Linked DNA regions of Mus musculus: region 2 is linked to region 1. The links are chromatin loops, found by intact Hi-C in ENCODE. Cell type or tissue: left cerebral cortex. All regions are shown on one strand.

Evidence for each region. A loop is a pair of places that touch in the nucleus more often than their neighbours do. Peaks named below come from ENCODE experiments on the same cell type or tissue, not always from the same donor. Only the 100,000 strongest peaks of a DNase experiment are listed, where the experiment ranks them.
Region 2: a loop joins it to region 1, with 5 times the contacts of the local background. A loop is called at or near these places in 18 of 42 quality-filtered maps.

What each region holds. Positions count from the first base shown.
Region 1 is chr13:12,103,559-12,111,558 of GRCm38, forward strand. Ryr2 (ryanodine receptor 2, cardiac) reads right to left here and starts at 3,387. Exons shown (of 105, transcript NM_023868.2): 1 at 2,841-3,387. The coding sequence starts at 2,888. In left cerebral cortex, CTCF peaks have their summits at 974, 2,755 and 3,448; DNase peaks (open chromatin) are centred at 1,167, 1,937, 2,576, 2,933 and 2 more places; H3K4me3 peaks cover 4,010 bases; H3K27ac peaks cover 2,559 bases.
Region 2 is chr13:11,759,479-11,767,478 of GRCm38, forward strand. It overlaps Ryr2 (ryanodine receptor 2, cardiac), which reads right to left. Exons shown (of 105, transcript NM_023868.2): 28 at 1,749-1,957; 29 at 193-367. Among named protein-coding and RNA genes, the nearest start is that of Ryr2, 340 kb to the right of the region's middle. In left cerebral cortex, a CTCF peak has its summit at 3,853 (motif pointing right); DNase peaks (open chromatin) are centred at 292, 3,856, 4,639 and 5,914; H3K27ac peaks cover 801 bases.

The DNA of each region.
Region 1 (8,000 bases):
TTTTTTTTTAATGTACAACAGCTCTGTCTATTACTCTCAGAAAGATTTCAGTTACAATTAGTATGTCAAAATATGCAGTCTTAATGCTCCTTGGTACATGTGCCTTTAAAAAAAAACAAAATGAGGAGCTGGGATGTGCTTAGCACACACAAAGCCCTGCATTCATTCTTTCAGCACTGTATCAACCCGTTGTGAACACACGCCTGTGATCCCAGCACTCAGGAGAGAGAAGCAGAGGAATCAATAGGTCAAGGATAGCCTTAGCTACAAAGCAAGTTCAAAGCCAGTCTGGAATTTTTTTTTTAATTAAAAAGAAAAGGAAAAAAAAAAAAGAAACCAGGTATGGTGAGTCCTATAATCTCAGCCCTCTGAAGAGTGAGACAGGATCTCCAGGAATTCTATGTCATTCATCCTATGCCACATATTCCATAGCACCCTATGTTCACAGGCTATCAAGTGTGAACAAAAATAAATAAACACAAAATGAAATAACTCACAATGACACTTTCACATTTTAAAAATTGTCCCCGGGGGTGGGGAGGGGTGAAGATAATAAAGCGATGGCACGCTTGCCTTTGCTAACCTCATTAATATCACTGAACCATCAACATACTCAGGTTAAAGAATAAAATGGGAAGGACCCAGGGCAGCAGACGGGGGAGCTGGAGAAAGACTTGAGAATTATCGTTTTAGAATCACAAGCTCAGAAAAAGAAGCCTTCCTTTCAGATATGAATGGCACACACACACACACACACACACACACACACACACACACCCTTCTTCACAATGCTACTCCTTCAAGGTCATTTATCATCAGTACAACAACCTACCAATGTTTTATTAAAAGAAGAATCTCAGCCTAGGACTGCCAGACCTTACCCAAGCCCCACTTATCAAAGGTGTCGCTCTGGCTGACAGGCAGCTGCTAAGTGGCACTGAGTTAACATGACTTTATATGTGGAAAGAAAAAAAAAAAAAAAACCCTACAGGCAGGCACAGTACCTCAGTCCCCATTAAACATTCTGATAACAGCACCTCCATAAGCTAGGCTTAGCATTTAAGCCTGCAGGGAGCCCTTGAACTCACAAAACCAGCCAAAATTTCCTGGCTAATTTTAACCCTGTAGAGTGTGGTACAAACTGAATTTTAAAGCCACACAGCAGCTAAAACTGTAATCTGCCTGAAAAACGCATTCCGTGGCTTTTGAGGCTACAGCTTGACTTGTTGAAAACAAAACAGAACTTTTAGACAATTGTCCACTAAGAAACGTAATAAACAATATGGCTAGAAGGCTTCGGATACCTTCATAAGCTATGTCTTAGTGAGGATGCTGTCTATGTATGGGGACAGCCTTGCTCAGCTCAGACCTGTGGTCCACACTGATCTGCACTCACAGGCCTCTCTGCAATGCAAACGACCCACCTCCCAAATACTAGGAAAAAGTAAAGTGTGCAGGGGAATGGCTCCTAATAACACCATTCAGGTTTTATGCAAATAACCTAAAAGTTATCCTCTAGTTAGTATTTCAAATTTTCCCCATCTGTGTGGTGTTTTCTGTGAATCTGGAAGGGACTGTACCTGGAAGTGGAACGTGAAGGCTGCCAGGAAGAAATCCCAGCAGAAAATGCCGTCTTGGGTGGAAAGGAATCCTGTCAGGGGGATAGTCTTGGGAAAAGAGGAGAGGTAAGGAAGGAAAGACTGAGACGATGCAGAAAAGGCTAAGCAGACTGATGTGATAGGGGCTTCTTGCACTTCTTTGGCGCTTGAGCAGGCTCAAAGGTTTGGAGGTGAGCAAGCGGCTAGGAAGTATCTGCAGTGTAGAACAATCAGGAAGGAAGGCAGCAGCGCCAAGTGGCACTTGGAATCTTATTAGAGTGAGGCCGATCTTTCCCTGCCTACCACACTATGTGGAAATCCCGAGCAGCCACCCTCCCCTTGTACACACACACACACACACACACACACACACACACACACACACACAGAAACACACAGACAAACATCACTTGCTTGCAGGCACTCACTTGGCTGCACTCGGTATTCAACAAGCCAGCGTTTAAAGAACGACACATGTTCATGATGCTCAGCCTCTGTAAATTCTTTCATGCGGTCCGTGCACACACACACACAACACACAGGAACGCACACTCACACACACACACACATGCACACACACACACACACACACACACACACACACACACACACACACACGGTTCCAATGCGCTCTGCAAGCTGTCGTCACGAAAACCAGCATGGCACCATGCCGGGAACCGTGGGGACCACCGGAGCAAGCCTCCATGGCATTGGTATCTGCTCGACTTGGGGGCACCCTGGGGGCAGCCTTCTCAGCCCTGGCCAGTCACTATATGATCGACACCGCCAAGTACTCGGATTGCGATGTCTTCACTCCGTGACGGCGCGCAGACTCAGCCCTGAAGCCCCAGGGACGGCGAAAGCCAGAGCCGCCACGCTAAGCGCGCCCCACGGAACACGCAGCCCTGCACCCTAGCCTGAGTCGGTCGAAGAGGTCCCTGGCCAATTCAGCTCCCGCAGCTGGGTAGCGCCCGCCCGGGTGCCTCCCGCTGGCTCGCCACGCTGTCACCGCACTGAGTCCTCTTGGTTTTCCACATGCGCGCACAGACACGCGTCCTGCCCTTCCCCGGGCAGACCCGCACACCTGCACACATGTGGTGATGCAGACCCCTCCAGCATCCCTGGGGCGCCTCTGGCGGACCAGAGGCGGCCCCGCAGCCGGTTGTCACTCTACGGGGACCCTGCGGGGGGCTCCCAGGCACCCCTTCCCCTGGGAGATGCGCGCCGCGACGTGGCACTTACAGTTCTCAGGAACTGGATCTCATCCTCGCCTTCGCCCGCATCAGCCATGGCTCCGCGCTCCTGGCCCGGCCGGCTCCGGAGCCCGGCGGAGCCCCACGACCGCGGCCACTTATGCTGCTGCTGCTACTGCTGAAGCTGCTGCTGCGGCTTCTCTGGACGCTCTAGTCACTGCTAACCAGGATGTTCTAGGGGCTCCAACGGCTGCTACTCGGGTCGCTGCCCCTGCGGCGGCCACAGCCAGGAGCCCGAGGCACCCGGGGGGCCGCGCTGCTGGTGCCGAGAGCCCAGCGGTCGGTCCCCCTGCAGCGCGGCGGAGGCGGGCACGCGGGGGCGGCCGAGGCGCGGGGCCTCCCTGCGCCGCACGGTGCGGGAGGAGGGCAGCCCGGCGTGAGGACGCAGGGAGGAGGCCCCACTGCCCGGCGCGCTCGGCCCCGGCTCCCGCCAGCGAGTGCCCGGAGCCCGCGGAGCCGGGCTAGTGCAGCGGCGGGGGCGGGCTGGGGGCGGGCGGGGAGGAGCTGCCAGCCCCGGCTGCTGCAGGTAATCCGCAGCCCGCTCCTCCGGCCGCCAGCGCCGGGGCACAGTGCCGCTTACTGGCTGCTTGGGGAATCAACTGGCGCGTGCCAGAGCGCTCAGCCATCCCCTGCACCTGTGCCCTTCCTGACCTCAAGTCCAAGGAGCTCAGCTTCCCGCTGAGCCCTGCTACAGTACTTGCCACCCATTTCTAAGGCCTTTTGGATTGCACGGGGAACTCTCCTTCTCCCCCGGTGCACAGAATGGGGAGCCTCTACGTGTGATCGATATTTACACTTCGACTCCCTCCATACGAGATAGAGGTGGTTTTCTTAGTTATTGAGTCAGCATGCACCAGACTCATCACAGATTAAGTTCTCACCACAAGGGGCCTGGTGTGGATGGTCGAGGAGTTTTAACAAATTATTCAGCAACAGGGGTGAGAGAGAAGGCTGAAGAAGAGCACTCACTGATCTTGTAGAGGATGCGCCTCGGTTCCTAGCACCCACGCGAGACAGCTCACAACCACCTGTCACTCTGGTTCCAGGAGACCCAGTGCCCTCTGGCCTCCATGGGCACCTGAAGGTACTTCGTGCACATACATTTATTAGGCACATATGCATAGATAAAATAAGTATATATTAAAAAGTACTCAACGACAGCACAACAATCCCAGCATTCAACGACAAAGTAGGCATCTTGCCATGCATTGTGATACAAGACACACAAATTCATAATGCACCTGCGCAAGAAATTACAATAAAGTATGGTGTGCTAAGGACCAGTCCGATCACTGAATGCGCTAAACTCACACCGTGGTATCCGCGATCTGCCGTGAGAGAGCAAAGTTAAACATTCCTCCACAAATGCCGGATCCAAATCTCACAATGCTCCATGTAATCATAAGCCATCAAATCTCCATTTTAAAAACAGCTGCTGTAAGCCAGCTAGCCGGCTCAGCTGGTGAAGGCACTTGCCACCAATCCTGACTAGATGAGTTCAATTCCAGGGACCCACATGGTGGGAAGAAAGAACTCCAAGTTCTCCTCAGCCTCCACACACAGCCGTCATACACATAAATAAATAAATGTTTTTAAAAGTAGTATGTAACTATGACTAAGAAATAAAATGTCGGAAGCAACTGGGACAAGAAATCCAACACATGTTTTCTCAGTTCTAAGTGTTTTCATTTATATCACTGAAAAAAAATTATAGAGAAAGCAACGTTCCCACATGCCCAACCTACTCATAGTCAGGAGTTATACAATAAATAATTTTGCGTTAACTTATCTCTGCTACACATGTTACAGCATCTGGTACATCATTAAAACTGCCCAGAAATTTTCAGGTGGGTTACATTTTGTTTCCACCTTTCCTATTTTCGTCCTTACAAAGTTAAAGTTTTTGTCTATTTCCAAGAAAAATAAATATCTGTCCTTAAATATTCTCATTTTATAGTGGGATATCCGTATTGTAGAAGGGTACCCCCATCATCTTACCTGAAAACTTGGCAGACTCTTCTGTCACTAGAGGAAGAAACTAGAGGATTGTAGTTAAGCCATCCAAAAGGTAAATTAGAAAAACAACCCTGTAAGTAAGAAGGATTTCAGAACTTTTCATCATAAATATGTTTATTTTAGAAAGACAAATATAATGTGCATATAAACTTTATGCCTGGAGTCTTTAACTCTAGATTTGAGTTACACAGAATTAGCAAGTGGACATTTTCATAGGCACAAAGCTACCATTTACAAAACAGAGCGGGGGAGGCTATTTTGAGTTATTATGAATATCCACAACCTTGTGTTTTTCAGCTTTTATGAAAATGTTTCTTTGTCCCTAGGTTCGTATTGCACATATTCCATCCTTATGCATACTGCTGAAACATGTTTTCTTAATGTTGATTTAGTTCACTAGACTCCTTTTCATATTTTATTATTAATATGTTTTAATTGAAATATAATTATATCACTTTCTCTCCTCCCTTTCCTCTTTCCAGCCCTTCCCAGCTACCTTCCCTCAAACCTCACCCACGTTCCCCACTCTCAAGTTCATAGCTTTTTTCTCTTATTATTGATATGTAAATGTATGCATGTGTGTATTCACAAATACATATAAATACAATCTGCTCAGTCCATTTTTGGTTTTTATGTGAGTGGTTTCAGGGCTAACCACTTTGCACTGTGTGTGTGTGTGTGTGTGTGTGTGTGTGTATGGTTTCAGGGCTAACCACTCTGCACTGTGTGTGTGTGTGTGTGTGTGTGTGTGTGTGTGTGTGTGTGTGTGGTTTCAGGGCTAACCACTCTGCACTGGGTAACCAATAAGGAAGCTCAGCCAAAGTACTTTGTGTATTAAATAGATAGCAACTCTGGACTAGATCTCTGTTACAGTGCGAACTTTTAAAGAATTATCTTTCTAACATACTCCATCCAAAATGAGTAATCACCTTTATGATTAATTCTGTATCCTCCAGGAAAGGGGGATAACCATATTTCCCTTTGTTGTTGTTGTTGGGCTTTAGTTGGTTTGGTTTAGGGAACCAAATATTGCTATGTGATCCATGTAGCCCTCAAACTTGCCGCCTCTGCTTCCTGAATGCTGAAGTTACAGGCATACTTCACTATGCCAAGTCAAATGTACCTTTTCCCCACGTATGTATGGTATGTATTCATGCATGTATACATGTATGGATGGAGGTATGGTATGTGTGCATGCTTGCATGTATGCATTATGTGTGCATTATGTATGTATGCATTGTGTATGTACTGTATGGGTGCATATGACACACGACACACATGTGAAAGCCAGAGGACAGCTTGTCACAGTTGATTTTCTCCTTTCTCCACATGGGTCCTATGGATGGAACTCAAATCATCAGGCTTCGCACCTCTGCCTGCTGAGCTATCTCCCCAGAACCCAAATTTCATCGCTCTATTAAAGAGTTTTTCTACAGTTACCTAGTTCCGAATGGCACAACATAATTCACCATTAGCTTGCCAAGACTCTAGGCATCCTTAACAAACAAAACATTAGAACATGTATAGGATTATTCATTAGACTTACTATTTACCATTTACCAGTGGTATAAACTCAAAATATTAACTTCTCTCTCAGTTGCTCAAGGTTCTCTAAATTTCCTATGTGCACCCACCCTAGGACAGTGTGCCAAGAGTTCCACAGAAACATGACCACAAGTCAGGCCTCAGGTGACATGTCCTGAATCTTTGGGTCTGCATCATGACAGAGATGCAAAAATGACATGAAGGGCAATGGCGGTTATGAAGATGATGAAGATAGAAAGGATAATGAGGATGACAATGATGATGATGATAATGGTGATGATGAAGATGATGAATGAAGATGAAGTGGAGGAAGAGAATGGAGATGAGAATGATAATGATAAAGATAGTGTTGATGATGATAATGATGCAGAGAAGGAGGATAGAGAAGATGGTGATGAAGTCCTATCTGTTGAATATTTACTATGATCCAGACATTTTTTTTTCATTTCACATATTATATTTTAGGAAGAAGGGACTGAGTCTCAAATATTTTACTTTATCCAGGGCCATACAGCTGCTGAGTGAGGCAGGGGTCATGGCTCTTGCCATGACCAAGCTCTTGATCATTATGACATATTCGTCACATAACCTGATCCCAGAGTAGAAAGTTCAAGATTCTAGTTAGCATGGACTGTAGAAAACTCCTGCACAGATCTCTCCCTGGTTGCAGGGCAACCAACCCAGGGTCCGTGTAGCTCTTAGAATGCCGAGTAAAGTCAGGGGAAAGACAGGGATTACTCTGGGTTATAAATAAAACCCAGCTTATGCTTTCCTCCACACTTCAGATGCTTAGGGAAAATTGGTTTTCTGAGATTTTAAGGTTACTCATCACTGTATTATCCATTCCTTTTATTGATCTTAAAATTATTAATCTCCAAACTGTAGTCAGCACTCGAGTTTAAAGGGTCAGGACTGAGCTATACATAGAAGACACGAGTCAATATGATGCACACCGTGGGATCAGAGGAGCTCTACTCGTCACAGAAAGCAGTGAGTGACTCCCCATAAATGGATGCTCACTAACGAGCCACCTTCTCTCCTGAAAGAAAATGTGAGCTTAGGAAATGAGTGTGCCTGTGGAGCCACGCATTCCCGAGGAGAAGTGCTCTCTTACAGAGCTGAGAGTTGCTGTGAAGAGGTATATAGATGTCTGGGAAGATGGTTTCTAAAGAGGTATACATTCCTGAGGAGAGGGCTTCCTGAGATGTGAGACCTTGATGAGATATGGGTTCCTGAGGAGATGTGAGATCCTGAAGAGATTCTGGTTACTAAGATATGAGATCCTAAAGAGATTTGAGTTGTGTTCCTAAAGATCTGGGCTCCTGACAAAGTATAGGTTCTCCAAGAGATGTGAATTTCTGAGTTTTGAGCCTCTGCAGAGGTGTGGTTCCTGGGGTTGAACATTCAGTAAGCAACTAGCAGATTTGTCCTTAACTTACATCTATACTACGATGATCCTTATAGATCAAGAGAAGACGGGTTTTAGACTCCATGAAAATACAAAAATCTATCAGTGATCGGATCCTCCATATAAAATGATATATTTTGTGTTATACACATGATTATACCTACACATATAATCCTGAAT
Region 2 (8,000 bases), 340 kb before region 1:
ACTCTACGTAAGTAGGGTAGGTGTCATTTCTGCTGTAATAATCTCAAGCATGCTTGACCAGATCAGCCACATGTCACCATAGTGCCCAGACATTTACAGAGGCAACTTACACACCCACTCACCCTAAAACTACTATTGGGCCTGGCCATGCATTGTCTGCAAACCCAAATGACAGAACACCGTGGCTCTTACCATCACCAACATCAAAGTCCTTGAATGCCAGCTCAGAGCCTGAATCATCCAGCAGGATCTCGCCGTTCAGAGTGAACATCATGGTGTGTTCATTCATATCAACCATGCAGCCCACGACGTCACCAGCTTGCCATGAGCGCCCGTAGTGTTCATTGCCCTGGTGCCACCGCTGTGCCTGTGAGAGGCGAAAGAGTCCCTTTTTACAGAGTCAGACAGACCAGCAGCAATAGGATGATCTCAGTTGGAACTACCAGTCTAGTGCCAGGCTGGGGATAAAGGGATGTCAGGGGAGTCTGAATCCCTACTGTGTACACAGGGGAGGGACTGTGAATAAACCAGATGCTATTTCATCCTTTTGAAAGTTGATCTAACTGTATGTACTATGGCTATGGACTATTCTTCTTTACTCCCGAATGTATAGTTAAGAGCTGAGAATCAAGCTGGGTGCCAACCACTAGAAAGAAAGAAAGAAAGAAAGAAAGAAAGAAAGAAAGAAAGAAAGAAAGAAAGAAAGAGAGAGAGAGAGAGAGAGAGAGAGAGAGAGAGAGAGAAAGAAAGAGAGAAAGAAAGAGAGAGAAGGGGAAAGGAGGGGAGGGGAGAGGAGAGGAGGAAGGAAGAAAGGAAGAAAAACCCCTTCTCATGTTTGCCTTTCTCAAAATGAAACCCCCCTTCTTGATGTTACTTAAACAAAATGAAATTCTGGAAACTTCTCAGTTCCTTTCTAAAATCAGCAAAGCTTCAAATCACACCTAAAAATACTCCGAAGGTATCTGTGAAAATGAACAAGCCCCAAACCAAACATGGATACCAGCCCACTTATAAACACACTTAGATACAACGTTTCAAATGTGAGTTTGGGTTACACTCATTTAAAGGTAAAAAATTACTCATATGACTTACTTTGTCACATGAATCCTTTGAATTAATTTGGAAGTGCCACCTTCATTGTGATTTTTACATAATGTGCTACTGCCTTTGTGTAAAATACTGATAATTGTCTCACTACAACATATTGCTTTTAAATTTTTAAACTAATGATGCATCAAAGGCATTACAACTCAGAATTCCCCTCCCACCTCTGTTGTCTCCTTACCCTACTTGTGTCCCCAGAGTTGAACATCTTTCCTTATCTGTAGTCTCTGAGTGAAGCGGGAATGTCACTTCCATTTCTGAAGGTTATTTCTTGCTCTGGTTCACTATGTCTGGTCACCAGCAAGAATGAAACCAAAGCCCAGTCCCTTTGTTTGTTTGTTTGTTTAGATAAGGTCTCTCTACACGAAGCCCAGGTTGGACCTGAGCTTGTGATCCTCCTGCCTCAGCTTCCTCACTGCTGGGATTAACGTATGCACCACAGAACTGGCTTCTTTACCATTTCTGATAGACCAGGAAGACCTCATTCTTTGACAACATTTTGCTAAATTTCACTGGTTCTGTAGGGCAATAAAGAATCCTGAGATGACTAAAGAGACATGTCCAAGGTCTGCTGTGAGACCAGAAAGGGTTTTGGCATCTGCACATACAAGCAGGGATAGGCCAGGACTCAGCAAGCTACTCACCTTAAAGCCATCAAAAGCAAAGGCACGGTCATCAGAACCCAGTTCTAGATCTGGTTGGCAGCCTGGCCTGCTCCAGCCCACCCGCATGTCTCCAGCAGTGACAGCCTCAAATTCAAAGTACCAGCGCCCAGCCTTCACCGCATAGGTCTTCTCTGCCCTGAAGATGCGGAACCTCTCCCCAGTACCGCTGCACACCTCGGCTCTCGAGGCTGTGGGTTCGAGAGACTGGAGATCATTGGGTGGGAAGTTAAGAGAAAAAGCAGGGCTTGACCTAACTCAGTCGTAAAACCCACTGGAAGGCTGACCACCCAACTCCACACCTCCTGCTTCATCATCTACCTTCTGGTTTGTCAGATAGAGCTATGAGTACAGTAGAAAGCCAGATTGGACTTCCTGGGAAAAGTGGGGAAGAGCTCGGTGACTGACCACACAGGTCAGTCCTCCTGCTGCCACTTTCAGAATGAAACTAACTACCTTTCAGAGAAAGAAAGCCATCCAGTCCTGGATGGTTTAGAAATGGAAGACTACCAGACCACATGAATTTGAAGTCTTAGGTGAGAAAAAAATACATTGTTCTAAAAAAAAAAAAAAAAGCATATAACCCCTGCCTTGTGCACCTCCTGTTGGCTGCCACACTAGTCAAACAATGAATCACCAGAAATGAAGGTACCCCAATCTCCTCCTAGGAGATGAAAAAGTTCCCGGGCAGTCAGAGAAAGAACTGTCTGGGAACAAGATTTACAACTTCTCCTGGTATCCTTTAGGTGGGACTGGCCTGTGAAGATGCTGGGGGCTGGGGGTGGGGAAGAACTTTCCTGGGGCTGCCTCATTATGCAAGTCACTTGCCTTCTATTGAAATTCAGATACTGAAGGTGGTTGAGGGAAGGGGCTGGATCTATTTGTCCCTCCTCTCAGTGTGGTCACATTCAATCAGTCTCTCTCTTCTGCTTTTCACCATTAATTTGGTTTGTTTCATTGACTTATGAAGGACAGGTGCTAACCGATCTTGTTGGGGCACTGGCTGTGAGCCTTACACTTCAAAAAAGTAGACATCTATGAGGCATGGTTTTGCCAGCTGCAGATAGTTTCTGCGATTGTGTGACATTTGGAATTCTGAGAACTTTTCAGAGAGTATATAAATGCTAAGGCTCTTGGGGGTAGTTATTGGTAGTTTAGGGAAGTTGACTGTAGTTTGTTAACAGCCATAGTCAAAGAAGAAACAAAAGGCAAGAAATTAGATTCGGGATTTTCCTAATGTCTCTCTCCACTCTACCCTTGCTTCTCTCCTATCTAGTGTTAGGAGGGGAAGCTGGGGTGGGGGAGGGAGAAAGAAGAACACAAAGTAGCAAAGGTCTGCCACAACACCCTGAAACCATCAAGCAGGCATTTGAGGGAGATGAATTTTTATCCCCCAGTTAACCAGTCTGAAGATCTTCCTGCAAATGTCTAAGGGGCTCAAAATTCATTCTCTGTATTTCTCTGGTTTAAGGTTAATAGCTGTGGTTTAAAGAAACAACCATTTGGCATTCTGCTTCTTGATTTTAAAAAAACAAACAAACTTCAGATAAAATGAAAATCTGGATCAACTGGAATTAGAGAAACCAAGCAATCTAAACTATATTTGGTGTATTTGGAGCCTGCAACACATGAGCTCAAGCGCCTGCTGAGCTGGCTTGAGAAACAGATTCCCCCCAGCTTCAAGCACCAGACCAAAGGAAGGCCAAAGAGTCACATCCCTATCAAAGACACAGAACTCCTTTCCAAGTAGAAAAGCCCACACCGTGCTTGATTCATAGACACTTAGTATGCAGCTCTAACTTGTGTGAGTGTGACAAATGATGTTTATATTCAAATAATAAATAGAATACTTGACACTAAAAATAACGAACCCTTTAGCGGGTACCTTTCTCCTGGACATAATCAAGGCTATTGGGACTCAAATCAAGAAAGTTGGGCAATAGATCTGATCAGAGGCTGTGTTCCCTGGACCCACAGAGCAGGAAAGAGTGGGTAGATGGTGACTGATGGGCAAGATTGAGGGTAAAGTCTTGGGTTATATTCTAATGTCCAATTTTCTCACCAGACCACAGGCTTAGAAGCCACCAACCACTAGAGGGCAGTGAGACCTAACTATGTTTGAAAATGACAAATTACACCCAGGATCAAGGAAGGCACCATTAGTCTCTAAAAGTTTTATACATTATCTAGAATGTGCCAGGTGTATTTATATCATACTTTAAAAATAACTGGTACCAAACCAGCCGCCCTTTCAACTTCCAGGCATTACATTTAGTAGAGTGATTCAGATCTCGATAAAAATCTTGTAATGAATAAGAACACATTCCACTTCAGATGTTTTAATACATCATTGAGAATAATACTGCTAAGGTACCACACAACTCAAATACTGATGCATGTTTCATTTGGAATATGTGAGCCTTCTCCTGAAAAGTGGAGAATAAATCAAGAGCTATAACCAATTGCACAAAGTTAGGCTTGATGTTTGCAACCTTTTCTTCATTTAATTTAATCAAATGTAAACCACAGCAGAAGAGTAAGTTACAAACAAATGTTTCTTTTTAAAAAAGTATTTATTGTTAACGTGTGCGTGCATATGGGAGTCAGAAGGCAGCTCTGGGAAGTCTAATTCTCGCCTATATTAACAGGGCTTCCAGAGCCTGAACTCTGGTCTTCAGGCTTTCCGAAGCAGTTGTTTTACCCAGAAGCTGCCTTTCCGGCCACAAATTGATGCTTTTAATCGAATCTAAGCAATCACGAGGCTGATGTGGTGTTTCACCATAAAATCTTTCACACCTTTTAATCTCTACTTTAGAAAAATCACAGCCTTTTCCCAAAGGCTTCCCAAGTAGTCCCTACCCCTCCCAGCATCCTCCCCCACCAATCTGTCCCCTCTCTCTGTTACCATAGTTACATTTCTACAGTAAACTGGGATGGCATAGCAAGCTCCTGCAGGACAACTTTTGGGGCTGGTACCCTCTGCTCAAATATCTCCACAAATCTTAGCTAGGGGTTCAATATATTCCAACTTTTGCCTTATCTTCCCTTCATGAGTGGCTGCTGTCTCCTGACCTGTGCCCTACATTTGGCCCAAGGACAGAACCATTTCTCGGGCCTTTCTGTGTGCAATCATGCCATACACACTCTCTGGATGAAAATGTCTCACTGTGATCGATAACTGCTGATATTTTGATTGGTTCAGATTCTAACTCAGAAAACAATGTCTCCCATAAACGATACCTCACATGGGTGAGTTAATCCTTTGTACCTACTTTTTGTAATGTGCTGTGTGTAATCTCCTATGAGGGAGACATATTATTAGGTTCAAGGGTGTAGCCATACATGAGAAACATAATTGAACCTCCTATTGCAACAGAACACAAACTTCGCCTCATTGGTCACCGCTTATGTGATTTCAGAAAGGCAGTAAGTGGTCAACTGTTTCTCTGTGTGTTTGTATGTATTCACGTGTAGGTATGTACATGGTGGGGTATTCAAGAATGTGCTCACGCATGTGGAGCTCAGATGTCTCTGTCAGGTGTCTCCTTTTATAATATAATATTTCTCTGACCCAGGATGTCACACTGAACCTGAAGCTCTCTGGCTATTAGACTAGCTGACCAGCAAGCTTCTGGGATGGACCTGTCTCCATCTCTAGGCACTGTGGTTAGAGTGAAAGTATAACAAATATATAACAAAATTCTAGGCCTTTAGGCCCAGGCTTGGGAATGTGACCTCTGTGACTCAATGCTCCAAGGTATGCTAATCATAAAACAGATAGCAACATTCCTCCACCCACCCGCTTCCTGGGTTCAAAGAGTGTTCATTCAAAGAATGTGCTATTGTTAGGGGCTCTTAGAAACTGTCTTGAGAGATAACCCGAACAATTACCAGGTATTCCTTGTGACTCTTGTGACTTTGCACTTCCTTGGGACTCTTAACTGGTATCTTTGGTATTTTCCAACAACGCCCTCCCCACTTCCTTGAGTTGTGGTTTCTTCCTTTAAATAACCCCTTACCCAGCTACTCTGGGCACCACGGTCCTCTACCCCTGCGTGGTGTATGATCGTGGGCCCGAGAGCGCTCTTGAATAAAAGTCTTCTTGTAGTTTGCAGCAAGCCCGTTTCTTGTGAGTGATTTGGATTGTTGCCTCTCCTGAGTCAGAATGTGGGGGAGTCCTCACGTTGTGGGTCTTTCAAGAGAACCAGCCCTCAGTTCTTGCCTATTTTATGTGGGCTCTTGGGGTCATTGTTAGCTTACAGAGGATCCCATTGGAATCCAGCAATGGCTTAGCTTATCACCTGCCTCCTGACTGTGCATCAGGGTGGGCTGCTTATAAAAGGACTGTCTGGCCACTCCAGCTCTCTCTGTTTCTGTGTGTTCCTGGTCTCTCCACATTTCTGTCCTCTGTGCCCCATCCTCTTCTCTGCCCTCATGGCTCCGTTCCCATCTGTCTACCTATCTCCATGTCTACATGTCTGCCTCTACCCATTCTCCATGTCCTCACTCATATCCATTCCCCCAAATAAACCCCCTTATTCCAGATCTGTTACATGGCATAATTTCTCAGGGGCACACCTTGGCACAGGCCTCACTGCATTATATTTCATAACAGTCACACTCAGTTTATCACGATTGTGTGGCAAATACAACACTGACTGAGCAATCTTCCTCCTAGCTTTCAACCAACTGCTAATGGCTCAATCACTAAATTCTTATAAGACAACTCATTACCGGGTCATCATCTCTCCTCTTTTCAGTTCCATATAGGAATATATGAATTTGCAAAACATACACACCACAGAGATCACAGAACAACCTGTGGCAGTTTCCTCCATGTAGGACCCAAGTACTGCGCTCAAGTCGAACATATCTCAGTGGTCCCAGTTCTTTTTTTCCTCCCTGAACTATACAGTGCTCTACATTTTCTTGCCTATGATCTAGCTCCCTTCCTGCTCCATTAACCCCAACTCTAAACCCATTCACTGCTCTACTGAGCTTGCTGGAAACACGCTTGCAGGCATGCAGCACTCACGCAAGCACATACGCACAGGTTGGCACCTGTATTAACGCGGTCCCTACATTTCATGAGACCATGAATGTTTCTCTAGAATCTTCCCTCCTATTCGCATTCTTTGCTCTAACCTTTGCTACTGATGCCATCCCCTGAGTAAAGAAAGCTCAGAATCCTTTGTTCCACCGATCAAGGGCACCTTAGCAGCATTCATTCCCTCCAAAGTCCAGAAAAGTAACTGTTAGCCTTCCTTCTAGGCTCCGCCCAACAGTTACCTAGCAACAGCCAGGTAGGCCCAGCTGCTATAAAAGGGACTGGTTGGCCTCTCCACTTTCTCTGTCCCTTTTCTCTCTCTGACCCCCTCCCCCTTTCTCCCTCTCTCCCCTTCTCCTCCTGCCAGACGATATCACAGTCTACAAAACATATCCTTGGTTTTATAAGACATATCAGTAACCTAAGGTGACAGTCCCCACAGCATAGACTCCGTGATATTTTTACCATGTCCATTCACAGGGCCCTTTCTCCAGCTCCAAGATACACAGAAAAGCAACAGCCCCTCAGGCACAGAAACAAACCAGCTACCCACGATTTTCCAGGGCAGGCAGACCAGGGCTGAAATGCCTCTAAAGGCCAATTCAGGATAACTGTCAAGATTTTACCTCCAGGTCCTAAATCTCACTTGCAAATGTGTCTGTATTGAACCTGCTTTAAAAGTTAGCTCAATGCAAATACTCTTCTCCACAGAGACAGTTGTTAAAGTCAACAGGGGCAATTCCTTCACCTAGCAGCTGCTCAAGGTAGCAGTAACTTTGTAATAAGCAACAGCTGAGTAAACAATATGACAGAGACACAGGGCAGGAGCTAGCCACAGCAGGTTGTATGGGGGGTGCGGCGGGGGGGGGGGGGGGGGATCCTCTCATTTTCCTAGAAATCTACAGGGTTGGGCTTATGTTCCTGGCTATGCATAGAATTCAAGAAAGACCTGAGCAGAATTTCCATCTGGCCTTATCTATGAAAGACCTTGAGACTATGAGCAAGCAACAAACAGAAGCTGAGGTGAAATTACAACAGGAAGCTGCAGCCTCTCCCTAGAGAGACACTTAAGGAAGACTCAGTCAATCCCAAGCTAAGAGGCCACTCTACAAGGTGACAAACACACTCTGCAAAATCATCTCTGAAAAATCCTTAAGAAAACAGTTACAACGTGCATGATAACTAGA